Regions from separate parts of the Homo sapiens genome. Here all the other regions are linked to region 2. A link is a contact called in ENCODE Hi-C or POLR2A ChIA-PET data. All regions are on one chromosome and are shown on one strand. The core of a region is the stretch at or near the end of the contact, and the rest is flanking DNA. Distances in the headings are between cores, read along the strand shown. Region 1 holds the start of CTSH (cathepsin H). Region 2 overlaps ADAMTS7 (ADAM metallopeptidase with thrombospondin type 1 motif 7). Region 3 holds the start of HYKK (hydroxylysine kinase). Region 4 holds the start of CHRNA5 (cholinergic receptor nicotinic alpha 5 subunit). Region 5 has its middle 33 kb from the start of MORF4L1.

Region 1 (2,700 bases), core at 147-2,646, 180 kb after region 2:
TAAAAATCATTTATTAGAACCCAGTTACACTGACTCACTTACATACAATCTATGGTTGCTATCACACTACCATGGCAGAGTTAGTAGTTGCTACAGAGACCACCATAAAGCCTAAGTTATTTACCGTCTGGTCTTTCACAGAAAAAGTTTGCCAAGCCCTGCTCTGGAATTCAGACAGCCTCTCAGCGCCAGCCTTCTCCAGGCAGCCCTCGCTTGCGGCAGCTAGGTTTTCCTTAGGCGGGAACTGACCTGGAGCTGGGCGCCCACTGAGGTTTGCAAGGCTGGGGAGCTTTTTAAATAAATAGGTGGGAAGGAATGAGGCAACCCTCTGGCCCAGATTCAGCCTCAGTGATCTCTGTCCCATCCCCTGAGCCTCTAGCTGGGGGAAAGCCCTGTCCCGTTCCTCCAGAGCTCAGGGCACCCCCCCTCCCTAGGTTCTTGGCTCCTTGGGTTGTTTCTTGGCTACTTTTCTCGGTGAAGGGGGCAGGTGGTCTTTAAGTTCAGAGCCTGTGGGCTGAGGCTGGGACCAGGGACAGTAGGAAAGGAGGGAGGCAGTAGGGAAGAGCAGGCTCCTTGCCTTCAGCCAGGGGAGGTGCCTGAGCCCGGGCAGTAGACAGGATGCAAGGGCAGCACGAAGCTGGACCAGTCGCAGCCAATCTGGCCAACAAGAGGAGTCCTGGGGCTCCACCTGACGCCATGGGCCCTGGGGTGCTGTTAAAAGCGCTGTTGGTCTGAGTGCTTTCCCTGGTGCCGTTGCACAGGGATTCACTGTTCCAAACAGCCCGTCCAACCTACTCTACAGATGGGACTCCCAAGACACTACGGGGATCCCCTGTGTGCCAAGTCCCGGGGGAAGCTGCTAGAGAAGGCTGGGACGTCCTTGCTCACCTCTGGCAGGGACAGATCAGAGTCCTCTGTGTGACACTCTGTGTCCCCAGTTGAGGAAGGCGGAAGGAGCTGCGGGCTCCTTTGGTATTCTAGGCTGGAGAGCCACCTGGCTAGGTGGGACCCTGGACACTCAGCCCATCTGCTCCTCTGGTCCTACAAGCCGCCCACCCTCCGAGAACCCCCGCCTATAATGCAGTTTACCCCTCCCCGTGCCAGCACGCAGAGTTCCTGGCCTCTCACCGGGGAAAGCTCTGCCCCGTTCCTCCGGAGCCCAGTGCGCCCCTGGCCAAGTTCTCCCAGCGTCCACTCTAGGGCCTGCTAGCACCCTCTCGGGCGGCGCGCCCTCTGCGTACCTAAGGAGTTCACGCACAGTTCGGCGGCACCGCAGACGGGGACTCCCAGGAGCCAGGCCCCGGCGCAGAGCAGCGGCAGCGTGGCCCACATCGCAGCGCTGGCGGCTTGGCTCTTGCGCTCAGGGTCCGCGGAGGTGGCGGCCCAGAGCGTCAACTGGGAGCGCGGGGGGGGAGCGGCACGAGCGTGGAGGAGCGGCGGGAGCGCGAAGGGGCGGAGCGAGCGCGGGGCGGAGCGAGCGCGGGGCGGGGTGGGCGGTACTCCCCCGAGGCCGGGCTCGCGGGAGGGGGCGGCGCCGACTAACTCGCCAGCTCTAGTTCACCTGTCGGCCGGCCGCGTCGCTCCCTTATCTCCTCTGGGAGGAAGGGCTTATCTGGGTATCAGGCCTGGCTGAGTCCTGGATCTGCCTGGACTGGCTGGCACCGCGCGGGGAGGTCTCAGCCTGGCCTCTCCCTCTCCCAGCCTGTCGCCATCCCCACGTCCCCCATCTCCCTGCGTGTCCCCACCTCGCACCCCCCCATCTCCCTGCCTATCCCCAACTCGCACCCCTCATGTCCCTTCCTGTCCCCACCTCACACCATGTCCCTGCCTGTCTTCACCTTGCACCCTCCATCTCCCTGCCTGTCCCCACCTCGCTCCCCCTATGTCCCTGCCTGTCTCCACCTCACACCCCCATCTCCCTGAATGTGCCCACCTCCCACCCCCTATGTCCCTGCCTGTCCCCACCTCCCACCCCCATGTCCCTGCCTGTCCCCACCTCGCACCCCCATGTCCCTGCTTATCCCCACCTCGCACCCCCCCATCTCCCTGCCTGTCCCCAACTCACACCCCCCATCTCCCTGCCTGTCCCCACCTCAGACTCCCCATGTCCCTGCCTGTCTCCACCTCACACCCTTATGTCCCTGCCTGTCCCCACCTCGCACGCCCCACGTCCCTGCCTGTCCCCACCTCGCACTCCCCATGTCCCTGCTTGTCCCCACCTCGCACCCCCCATCTCCCTGCCTGTCCCCACCTCACACCCCCCATGTCCCTGCCTGTCTCCACCTCACAGCCTTATGTCCCTTCCTGTCCCCACCTCGCACCCCCCATCTCCCTGCCTATCCCCACCATACCCCTATGTCCCTGCCTGTCCCCACCTCACACCCCCATGTCTCTGCCTGTCCCCACCTCACACCCCCATATCCCTGCCAGTCCCCACCTCACATCCCCCCATCTTCCTGCATTTCCCCACCTCACACCCCTATGTCCCTGCCTGTCCCCGCCTTGCACCTCCCATCTTCCTGCCTGTCCCCACCTCACACCCCCTCATGTCCCTGCGTGTCTCCACCTTGCACCCCCATCTCCCTGCCTGTCCCCACCTCATACCCCCCATGTCCCTGTGTGTCTCCACCTCAGACTTTCCCCCACACTCCCCACGTCTCCCTGCCCTGGTTAACCACATTTCCCTGGCTTCCCTTTTGC
Region 2 (2,709 bases), core at 117-2,616:
CCACTGCCACTGCTGACAGCCCCCAGCTGCCACCCGGGCCCTGCTTACTCCAGCAGACCTCCCTGGGGAGGAGGAGCAGGAAGGCAGCAGCCAGCCCTGGGCCTGGGACATCCCCCAGGCCCGGCAGAGGGCACGAGGCAGCAGGCAGGCTCCTCCACCCCAGCTCCAGGCAGAGCTCCAAAGTGCACATCTGCAGGCCTGCATCCTGGTCGCCCGGGGTGACCTCAGACAAGCTGCTTCACCTCTTGGGCCTCGGTTCCCTCCTCTGTCAACCCCACCTCCACAGCAAATGGATGTGGCCATGCTGTGTCACTGCAGTGAGCACACACACACGAGTTTCCCAGCTTTCCACATGTCCCGCCAACTGTCCCACAGACCAGCAGAACATCTGGGAATTCCAGGTCTCCAAGTCCAAGACACCTTCCCAGCCCCCCTCCACTGTTCACTGATGGCAGAAAACTCCTCACTTAGGACAGCTTCTAGTTCAGCCACCTAACCAGCCCCCATAGCCCACTCCCTGCAGCCCACTCACACCCGCCCCTGGGAGACCTTGCAAGCCCAGAGCCTCCTGGGCCATCCGTCCTTGGTTCTAGGCCCCCAGGGGCCTCAGTTTCTGTTCTCTGCCCCATCTGGTCCTCCCCCACTGGGATCATAACCACCCCGCTCCCTGTGGCCAGCCCTAGCCATAAAGGTGAGAGACGTGGTGCCAGCACCCAGCTCAGGTAGCACATAGGAGTGCTCTGAGATGCTGGCTGGGTGCGTGCTGAGGGCAGGCAGGACAGGGTGGGGGCGCTGCCACTGGGCCTTGAGGTTTGAGGCAGGAAGACCACCCATGCCAGAGGCAGGGCAGCGAGGCATGGCAGGGGCCACTCTGAGCCTGAATGAGGGCTGCCCAGGAGCTGGCACAGGTAGAGAAGGCAGCGTTGGACAAGGGGAGAAGGCAGACCGGGGAGATTGCAGGGGGCCCTGAATGCCAGCTTGAGGGCCCTGGCTGAGGACTCTGTCCTAGGGGCAGGGAGCAGACAGCCAATAGCACAGGGGACACAGCTCTTCACGCCACGGCTTCTGGATTCCTTAGACTGGCAGGGTCAGCCCCAGGCCCTCTCCCTGACCTTGCAATTGGGGATGACAGTGGCTGTGGGGGAGGGGAAAAAGCCACCTTCCCTGAGCACCACCTGGATCCCCACGCAGTGCTGCGTGCTTCATGCCCAGACCTCATTTATGCAAGGATGGGGCTTGGCAGCCCCTTTATTCAGCACATGAAGGCCCTGAGAGGGAAATGGAGCCCAAGGCCACACAGCTGGTGAGGGGAGCCTAGGTGACACTCCAGGGCCACCCCATTTCCTGCCCTCAGCACTTCCGGGAGCAGCTGGGGCTGCAGGAAGGAAGTGTATGACTGTGTGTGTGTGTGTTGGCGTGTGTGTGTGTGTGCGCGCACGCACACATGCTGGAGGCGGCGGCAGGGGTGTCCAGAACCACCTCTACCTCAGGCCCTTCCACCAGGACCCAGCTGGCCAGGAAACCCCCCACCACTGGGATTAACAGGACCCTGGAAGGGAGGCCCTTCCTGCCTCAAACCCCATTACCTCATTAGCAGGACCCTGGAAAGGAGGCCCTTCCTGTGGTTCCATTGCTCACTCTAGGCAGTCCTCTAGCCAGGGAATGGACAGGCCAGGGCTGGGGACAGGGACTCACCCAGGCCCAGTTTTCACACAGCCTCAGGGACATCCCTGGTCTCACTGTGGGAAGACTGAGACCTAGAGGAGAAAGAGCTTACCCAGGTTCACACAGCAAATCAGGGGCCAGGGCCACTCCCTCTACTCCCCCAAGGTCAGACAGCTGCCTATGGGATGTTGTGTGGCCGGGACTCCCCTTGACTGACTCCCAGCACAGCCCAGCCTCCAGCATGGCATCCTGTGGCATCAGGATTTTCAGTGGCCATGTGGCTCCTGAGCCCAGACTACAGATGGAACCAGCCAGTGCCGTGGGCACAATGGTTTGACGACCCCATTTCCCCATCACCCTCCCCACCCCACCTCACTTCAGCAGGGAGCCTGGGGTCAGGGGACTCACGGGGAGGCTCGACGGGCTCACAATCCTCGGTGCCACACGGCCGGGAGCTCTCAGGCCAGGCCTCGTGGCCACACTGGTCACTGTCTTCCTCGGGCAGCCCTGTCTGGGTGTTGACACACTTGACCAGGCGCCGCTGGACACCACCACCACAGGGGCCTGAGCACTGAGGGGAGCGGGGGAGGAATGAGTGTCTCCAGGGCCAGCCCTAGCAGTGGGGGCAGGGACACCTCCTCTGGGAAGCCGTCCCTGCGCCCTGTGCCTGACTGGCCTGGCCTTGCTCCCAGCCGCCCCCTCAGTGCCTCCTGGAGCACCTGGTCCCATTCCTAGAGCCCACTTGGTGCTGGAACCCCACTCTCACTTGTGGGATCGGCTCCTGCAGAGGGAAGGGGCGTGAGAACCGTGGGACAGCCCTCGGGGCGGCAGGGCAGTGAGCCCCTCACACAGGACATGCCTGAGAAGCCTGGGCAGGGGCGCCGGGATGGAGCCCTGATGCAGCAGTGGGCAGAGATGTGGGCGAGACACCGCTGTGCCCGAGGGACAGGGCAGAGGACCTGCCGCAGCCCATGGGCAGGAGGGCAGGAGACAGTTTCACAGCCGGGGCCCAGCCCGCCAGGCTTCGTTGTTATCAGCCCTAAA
Region 3 (2,700 bases), core at 178-2,677, 250 kb before region 2:
TCTAAAGCAGGAGAAGAAGCTTCCCTCAGTAGGTGGTTGATAGGGGTCTGGGAATCATCCAAGTTAATCAGGGTGACTATAGATAATCCGAGTGTGTTATATCCTGACAGAAAACAAAGGGTGGATGTGCATTGGCAAAAACAAAATAAGAAACCAATTTGCAGGCATGAGTGGACCAGTACCCAGGACTCTCTTCCAGTAGCCTACAGTAGATAGAGGGCTCTGACTTATCGGAGAAGTCCTGCTTGGCTGGAGAAGGGCATCAAGCTGTTTATCAGCGCCTCATGCCCTTAACAGTTAAGACCATCCAACTAACCTGGCTGTTACTCCATGAATCTCGTGCAGCTTTCTGAAAATCATGGGGTCTCTGCGGACTTTCCTGCAGAAAGAGAGCCCACTGATTCCACTACCTAGATAAAGGCGTGGTGGTGGGCCCCTGTAATCCCAACTACTCGGTGTAAGAATTAAAGAAAGAGGAAAGAAACACGAAAAGTGGCTTGGTGGTCATAAGAGGTTTATTTTAGAGAAAACCTGAGAGGGGCGTCTGGCCAAGTTAGGTCAGAGGCACACTCTCTTACAGACTAAGTAAGTTTTTAAGGATTCGGAGTGGGAGAGTTTATCAGAGGCTTGGACTGCTTCTGTGTCTCTTTGTTGTGCTTATCTCGGAGGGAGAGTTGTGTGTCTGTTCCCATACATCTTTCTGCAGCTGCAGACATACCCCCTGAGTCTAATTTTTGTATTTTTAGTAGAGAGGGGTTTCACCATGTTGGCCAGGCTGGTCTCGAACTCCTGACCTCAGGTGATCCTCCCGCCTCGGTCTCCCAAATTTCTGGGATTACAGGCGTGAGCCATCTGCGCCCTGCCTAAACTGTTCGGGTTCTAACATTCCAGCATCCTCCTGCGGAACGCAGCCAGGCCTTACTCAGGCCTTCCAATCAGGACCCTTACAGTTCCTGGGGCTGGGATTGCGAGTCTCTCTGGGGCCACGCTTTCTAAGCGTATCACTTCCAGGATACGTGCCTCCAACAGAAGGAATGAAGGCTAGGAAACAAAAACGTGGATGCGGGTGAGGAGCTGTCAGTGTTACCGCCACGACAACGTGGACCCTGCGAAACTCGGAGGTGCCACTCAAGAGCCGAAAGCCTGCCCACTCGGGGTGGGGCGGCAACCCGGAGAGCCAATCAGGAATAAGGAGTCCGGTTCATGAAAAGGTAGCCGGATTCTGACTGGGATACTCACTGTGAGAAGGCTGGGCGGAGTTGCAGAAAGTCAACAGAAGCCGAATCTCTGAATTTCTGTTCGCAGCCTCCTAGGCGGGGCCGGGAAAAAAATCCAGTAGTCTGCGCTGACTGGGCGGCGAGGGACCGGGAGGAGCCAATCAGAAGTCAGGACTCGCGGGGCTTGGAGGAGGGGCGCGGGCGCTGCGGCCCCTGCTCTACCTCCTAGCGCCGGTGCGCGGCCGAGGCCGCACTACCTGTCTGCGGGAAAGCGGGATCCACCCCAGGACGTCGGGTCGCTGCCGGTGAGCCAAGGAGGGGGAAGCAGAGACGAGCCCTGCGTCCCCGCTGCGGGAGTCGGGGTCGCCCCCGAGGGCAGGGAGGCTCGCTGCAAGTGTGGAGCCGGGAGTCCTATGCCTCAGGCTCCTCCAGCCCGCGCTATCCTCAGCTCGCTGCGTGCGTGATGGGCAAGTCACCCTTCTTCCCGGACCTCACCTGTAACCTAGGAGGGCTGAGCTGGGCCCCCAGAATGAAAGCGTGGCACCCGAGAAGCTGTCGAGGCCAGCCCTCCCGGGTCTGTGTGGGGTCGCTGGCCGAGGGCTGTGCCGGCGCCTGGCCGGTGTCTACTGGGAGCAGTCTCTGAGCTCCGCTGAACCTCACTTACTCATGCGCCCTCCTCCTCTCTTTTCCTGCCTCTTGGTTCAGCAGCCCCTCTGCAGCCCGCTCACCCACCACTTTTTCCCCTTCACCCACCAGGAAGACCCTTAAAAGCACCTAGTAATGCACTGTTGTCTTTGAAAAACTGCAGATGCTAGATTCCCCACCTTTCTGTTTCATGATCCCCTTGGGGTTGAACTGCCCCGTGAGTCTGTGGAATGAAGGTCACCCTTGGTTCACCATTTAATATTAAATAAGGGACTAGCCTAGGGGCTGAGAATACAGAGATTGACTGGGTATAATCCCTTGGAAGGACGCAGCAAAAGGGAATGTAGGAGAAGAAAGGTAGAGTTGGAAGACATGCTAAGGTAGAATTTACTAGACTTTGTTACACGTTGGGAGTGAGGGACAGGAAAGAATCAAGAATGACTCCTGTTTCTTGTCTGGTATACTTTGCACAAAGTACAGAGCTTAAGTTCCAGCCCCCTCCCGGCTGCAGGACAAAGGTGGTGAGATTCTGACGCAGATCTTGGAGTTGGAAATCACACTTGCTTCCTGCGGGCTTTTTCAGGAGCTAAATACTGTTGGCCGGATATATAGACCAACAGCCTATAGTACCTGAATTCCTCCTCTCCCTTTCAATGAAGTAGGAAAAAAAGTTAATAATTTTTAAAAATGTGTGAGTGGGCAACATAGCGAGACACTGTCTCTAAAAAAATAAAAATAATAAAATCAAAAAGACAGCCATGATGGCTTGCACCTGTAATCCCAGCACTTTGGGAGACCAAGGTAGGAGGATTGCTTGAGCCCAGAAGTTCGAGACCAG
Region 4 (2,700 bases), core at 82-2,581, 200 kb before region 2:
CTGTCTTTCATTTCTGTGCAGAAGTGCAATTAATTACTAATCTGGTTAACATCTTGTGCATCCCTTTTCTGTGGCCCCTTTGTTTAAGTCCTGTTTAAACAGATTGGCTCCATTGGATGTAATTTACATTTTTCCAGCTGTATTTGGACCTAAGAAGAGCATCTTCACTGAATTTTGCTGTTTAGATTCTTTGCAACCAGGTTTAGTTTTTCACAGATTTACTAGTCTGGAGGGTGGAGTGAAATTTTTGCTCACAATGAGTCTTAGAGGTGTCACCTCCATAAAGCGTTCTGTGAAGAGTCAGCGGCTCCCTCTGCCACTGAAGTTTAAAGATAATTCGCCTGAATCCCTTCAGCCAAATGAAGCTTTCTAATTATGGACAGAGAGGATGAAATATAGGGTCTGGAGGGATTTGAGACGGGTTTCCAGCAGTCGGCACCAATCTCCACCAGAGGTGCTAAGTGTCTGTAGCAGATAGTCACTAATATTTACAAATGTTAATTGATGACAACACGGAGGGCGATGCCCACGTTTGAGGCGACTGCATATCATTTCCGGGGATGGCTTGAGTGAGTGTCAGAGCTGTACCTTCCCGAGTCCTCTAGTTTATCTGCCTCGGTTCCTCGCTTCCAGACGAGGAAACAGGCCCAGAGAGGAAAGTGACTTGCCCAGGGTTGTCTCGCTGGTCCACAACACAGGTCTCCTGGTGGGGACCCCTTGGCTGACACGACAGCCCCAGGAGGCAGTCAAGCTGCGACTGGTACTTCCTGGTGAGAAAGACTTGAGTGGGCAGCGGGGCCCATGGAGAGCGCTGCAGCCTGGAGCAAGTCCCCCACCACTGTGATTCTGCCCCAGCCTCCAGCTTGTTTCTTTCTGATCACAACTCGGAATTACTTTATTTACATTTTCTATCAGCTGGGAGCAATCTGTCCCTCTGCTTCCCCTTTTGGTGCTGAGCACAGAGCAGACATCAATGAATAGCTGTTATCTTAAGGTGTGCAGTGACTAGGCCAAGGACATCCGGTGGTTAGAGAAGGACGCGCCTGCGATGCCAGCCTCAAGTCTTTGCCTTCCTGGAACTCTGCTCCAGGGTCGCACCTGCCCAAAGGAAGGCCTGGAGGCGGGGGCCAGGGCGATGGGGCTGGGCCAGGCGTGGAAAAAGAGGAGCTAGGAGCAGACAGGGTTGGACCAGAGGCGGGGCGGGGTGGGGAAAGGGTTGGTGGGGATCGGAGGCGGGGCTATGAATAGACCGGACTGGGCCAAAAGGAACAAGGCGAGGATTGGGCGGGGCCAGAGGGAAATAGGGGCGGGGCTAGGCGCCGGGAGCTTCCACATGCGTCCCGAGCCCGCCAGAAGCTGCTAGGCTGAGGCTGCTGTCCCGGCGGGAGCTGTGGCGCGGAGCGGCCCCTCTGCTGCGTCTGCCCTCGTTTTGTCTCACGACTCACACTCAGTGCTCCATTCCCCAAGAGTTCGCGTTCCCCGCGCGGCGGTCGAGAGGCGGCTGCCCGCGGTCCCGCGCGGGCGCGGGGCGATGGCGGCGCGGGGGTCAGGGCCCCGCGCGCTCCGCCTGCTGCTCTTGGTCCAGCTGGTCGCGGGGCGCTGCGGTCTAGCGGGCGCGGCGGGCGGCGCGCAGAGAGGTAAGCCCGGGCTGCAGAGGGGCGGGGCGGGAGCTGGCCCGGACTCCACATCGCGGTGCCCAGGAAGCCGCCAGGCGACGGCCGCCGGAAAACCTGGTTGCGAGGGGAGGTGGGTTTTTTTCTCCTGGGGGCTTGGAGTGAGGTTTCAGTTTAAATGTCCAGATTTGCTCATTTAAATGCAGAGAAAGGGCTACTTGGGTGGGTTTTCTTTGTTGTTCCACGACCTGCATCGCTGGAGACTACGAGGCTGGCTTAGCGTATACTTCCACACAACTTTTTCAGTAAAAGATGCCACTCTTGTCCAGCAGGGCTTTCCTGTCCTGGTGGCAGCCAAGCTTCCCATTTTGTTGCCCATTTACGGGATATAGAGACTCTGGGGTTCATTCTAGGGGTTGGGACTTATCTTCCACCTCCTGCCCGCCGCCTCTTCCTCCATCCCTGTCCCCTACCCACCGCAGCATTTGAAAACCTTTCCTTTCGCCGGAGATGAAAGGTGTGTGTTGTAGCAGGCTAGGCGGCCAACTTCCCTGGCTTCGGGGCTAATCGTTTGCATCCAGAGTTCCTCACTAGCTCCTTAGAGCACAGCTTTTTTCAGCCTGCTGTTTTTCAAGAGGTTTTGGACAGGAATGGAAACAACAAAAGAAATCGCGTAGTCCTACATGTTTCAAGTGCTTGGGAAAGTTTTAGAGTCAGTTCTCTCAATACCTTGAAGAAAAACACGTTTGTGGAGCAGCTATGGTGTGATCTAAACGTAGAAAAGCTAAGCATCCGTTAAGCAAGATATGATTACAGAAGTTCACTACGTCTGTATTTCAGGTTTTATGAGTGAGTTTCTTAAATAGTGGAAATATTGCAAGAACCTTTTCTTGCCTTTCCTTTGTTAAGGTTTTTAATCTATGGCTCCTGATTTTAGGAAGTAATAAGACTAGAATAATTCATTGCAGGATGTATTGCTTAGTGTAGACCGAAGAGAAATAAGATGGAGGGTGATTTAAACAAATGAAGAAAATCCTGGGCAGAGAGAGTTAAACAGAAAGAAAGGAATGTGATTTTGGAGCCAGGC
Region 5 (2,700 bases), core at 138-2,637, 140 kb after region 2:
ATGCAAAACACAGTAGCTAAAATAGGAACTCAATAGGTTTAACAGTGGGAAGATAGGTCAGGAAACAAATACGCATATTGAGGGACAGAGACATTAAGGATAGACAATGCATTGGTAAACCTAACTGAAAATATAATTATTGCAGGAGCGAATGGGGCAATAATCGAGATTGATGACTTTGCAGAACTGTTAATAAAGTGTTAACTTTAAGCATGACAAAAATAACCAGTTAAAGATATTAAGACTAGGCACTGCAGCTTAATTAGTGTAATCCTAGCACTTTGGGAGGCAGAGGTGGGAGGATTGCTTGAGCCCAGGAGTTCAAGGCTGCACTTCAGCCTGCATAACAGAGCCAAGACGTCTTTAAAAAAAAAAAAAAAAAAAAAAAGCGTATATAATTAAAACCTAAAGGCAATTTTAAAGGCATCCCAATTAAAAAGACTTGACAATGCAAATAATGGAAGCCAGGAGGCAATGGAGTATGTTTAGAAAGCTGAAACAAAACTGCAATTTAAAATTCTAAACTCAGTAAAAACCCTTCAAGAAAACATTTTCAGACAAAACTCGAAAAATGTGTTAGAAAATTTACCAGCAAACCCAAACTGGAGAAAAAGTTATTTTGTTTTTTGAGATGGAGTCTCGCTGTCACCCAAGCTGGAATGCAGTGGTGCAGTCTTGGCTCACTGCAACCTCCACTTGCCGGGTTTAAGCAATGCTCCTGCCTCAGCCTCCCAAGTAGCGGAGACTACAGGCACGTGCCATCATGCCCAGCTAATTTTTTTGTATTTTTAGTTAACCAGGATGGTCTCGATCTCCTGACCTCGTGATCCGCCCGCCTCGGCTTCCCAGAGTGCTGGGATTACAGTTTGTTTCTTAAATGTTCATTGCAAGGTGGACTGTGAAAGCATATCACAATTTAAAAAAATTGTTACATTAGAATTGTTAGATTAGAATCATTTAGTATTTGCATGGATATTTTGCTCATACATGGTTTTGTAAGATTTTGCATTGGTCATTTGGAAAATATTTACTGAGTCACGCAAATTTTTCAAATATTGACCTGCCTTACACAATATGGAAGACTGATGCAAGGATTTCTGAGGAGGAGTTATGTAGATGGGCCTCTTTAGATCCAGAGTGAAGATATTAGTGTCTTGTATGAAAGTTCACCAAAGGGCATTCATGGTAGACAAGGCTTCCATGTGTCATCTCGTGTAAGAAGAATTGTAGGTGTTTTAACCACGTCCCCAGCTAGGGTCTCATTGCCAGACGTGAGTGAGCCTTCTGATGATTATAGCTCCCAGTCTTTGAGCCCTCCCAGCTGATGCAGAATGGGACAGAGATGAGCTGTCCCCTCCAGCTCCTACCCTAATGGCAGACTTGTGAGTCAGATAAATAATGTTCCAAGCTACTAAGTTTTGGAGTGGTTTGCTATGTAGTAGTGGGTGACCTGAACACTTGGCTACTTGCCATTGCGATTGCCAAATCTGCCATTCCCTGATATGGTGTATTTCCTGAGGTTACAAGCCAGCCACTTGGTGACAGGTTAATTACGTTGGACCCCTTCCATCATCAAAGGGATGCCAGTTTTTCCTCACTGGAATAGACATGCATTCTGGATATCTGGATTTATTAATATAATATTAATACTTTCCCTGTCTAATGCTTTTGCTAACACAATCATCCGTGAACCCAGAAACCTTTATTCATGGTATTCCGTGTAACATTGCTTCTGGCATACACTATCAGCCTGAGAAAATGGAATGAGCTATTGAGGAGTCAGTTGTGGTGCCAGTTGGGAGACCTGAAAAGTTGAGGTTCTTAATTAAAGGATGCAGTATATGCTGTGAATATGGCCCATAGATGGTGATCTCTCATGGAATGCACAGGTTTGGAAATTAATAGGAGTGGCTTCTCACTATCACAAACCAATTACAGAATGTGTGCTTCCCATTCCTGTAACTTTGCGTTCAGTTGGTATAGAGGTTTTGGTTCCCAAGGAGAAATTCTGTCATCCAGGCAACATGATGGGTCAGTTGGATTGGAAGTTAGATAGCTATTTTGGTCATCTCATACCACCGAGCCAACAGGCAAAGAAGAGAAGTACTGTACTGGCTGAGATGATCGGCTCTGATTACCAAGAAGAAATTTGGGTGCTGCTATATACAATGAGGAGAGAAAGGACCATGTCTGGAACCCAGAGGATTCTCTGGGATATGTCTTAGTACTTCTGTGTTCCTAGGTAAAGTTTAATAGAAAAGTACATAAGTTAAAAAACACAAGACCACTGAGGTTTCACATTCTTTTAGGAATGAGTTTTGAAGTCACCCTATCTGGTGACAAAACAAGACCAAAACCAAAAACAGCTGAGGTGCTGGCTGAGAGCAAAGGAAACATGGAACAGGCAGGAAGAGGAAGAAATATCAACTACATAGGGTCTTAACGACCAGTTATGAAGACAAGATGAAGACAAGGACTATAACAGCTTTGTGCCTTTTTTCATGTTATAGAATAATCAGATGGGATTACATTTGAATTAGAAAAGTAATTAACATTGCACAGGGAGGGATACAGACTGTTGACACTGGTGAAGAGGATGAGAGTGTCTACCTTTGTATGAAGGATATTGTATCTTACTAGGCCACAGCATGAAGTGGTGGTGTTATGTGGTGATTAAAATATGTGTGGAAGGGTGTATAT

What was found. Hi-C counts contacts between places; a loop is a spot of excess contacts on that map. ChIA-PET counts read pairs that join two places held with the same protein, here RNA polymerase II (POLR2A). Pooled maps may share reads with other maps.
Region 1: a map with no recorded cell type shows a loop between it and region 2 (5-fold over the local background). The contact joins the promoter of CTSH here to the enhancer-like site in region 2. A Hi-C loop is called at or near these places in 1 of 168 maps with a recorded cell type or tissue (B cell), 10 of 37 single-sample maps with no recorded cell type and 6 of 50 pooled maps. POLR2A ChIA-PET finds 5 or more read pairs at or near these places in 1 of 52 experiments (activated B cell).
Region 3: a pooled map shows a loop between it and region 2 (2.7-fold over the local background). The contact joins the promoter of HYKK here to the enhancer-like site in region 2. A Hi-C loop is called at or near these places in 2 of 37 single-sample maps with no recorded cell type and 13 of 50 pooled maps.
Region 4: a loop to region 2 is called in a pooled map, with 7 times the contacts of the local background. The contact joins the promoter of CHRNA5 here to the enhancer-like site in region 2. A Hi-C loop is called at or near these places in 4 of 37 single-sample maps with no recorded cell type and 7 of 50 pooled maps.
Region 5: a map of ascending aorta shows a loop between it and region 2 (2.9-fold over the local background). The contact joins two enhancer-like sites. A Hi-C loop is called at or near these places in 1 of 168 maps with a recorded cell type or tissue (ascending aorta) and 7 of 50 pooled maps. POLR2A ChIA-PET finds 5 or more read pairs at or near these places in 2 of 52 experiments (AG04450 and activated B cell).

Annotation. Positions count from the first base shown.
Region 1 is chr15:78,943,650-78,946,349 of GRCh38, forward strand. CTSH (cathepsin H) reads right to left here and starts at 1,397. Exons shown (of 12, transcript NM_004390.5): 1 at 1,242-1,397. The coding sequence starts at 1,332. RefSeq lists enhancers at 80-129, 590-1,128, 1,129-1,667 and silencers at 518-812, 1,250-1,599.
Region 2 is chr15:78,760,330-78,763,038 of GRCh38, forward strand. It overlaps ADAMTS7 (ADAM metallopeptidase with thrombospondin type 1 motif 7), which reads right to left. Exons shown (of 24, transcript NM_014272.5): 23 at 2,074-2,236. Among named protein-coding and RNA genes, the nearest start is that of ADAMTS7, 50 kb to the right of the region's middle. Within about 2 kb of position 1,367, at least 16 of the 41 ENCODE cell types and tissues checked have a DNase peak (open chromatin) inside an H3K27ac peak, as active enhancers do; they include B cell, where a contact is called at or near this core.
Region 3 is chr15:78,506,150-78,508,849 of GRCh38, forward strand. It overlaps HYKK (hydroxylysine kinase), which reads left to right and starts at 1,428. Exons shown (of 5, transcript NM_001013619.4): 1 at 1,428-1,522.
Region 4 is chr15:78,564,189-78,566,888 of GRCh38, forward strand. CHRNA5 (cholinergic receptor nicotinic alpha 5 subunit) reads left to right here and starts at 1,332. Exons shown (of 6, transcript NM_000745.4): 1 at 1,332-1,637. The coding sequence starts at 1,532. RefSeq lists an enhancer at 530-719 and a silencer at 1,530-1,619.
Region 5 is chr15:78,904,989-78,907,688 of GRCh38, forward strand. No RefSeq gene overlaps it. Among named protein-coding and RNA genes, the nearest start is that of MORF4L1, 33 kb to the left of the region's middle. Within about 2 kb of position 1,388, at least 6 of the 41 ENCODE cell types and tissues checked have a DNase peak (open chromatin) inside an H3K27ac peak, as active enhancers do.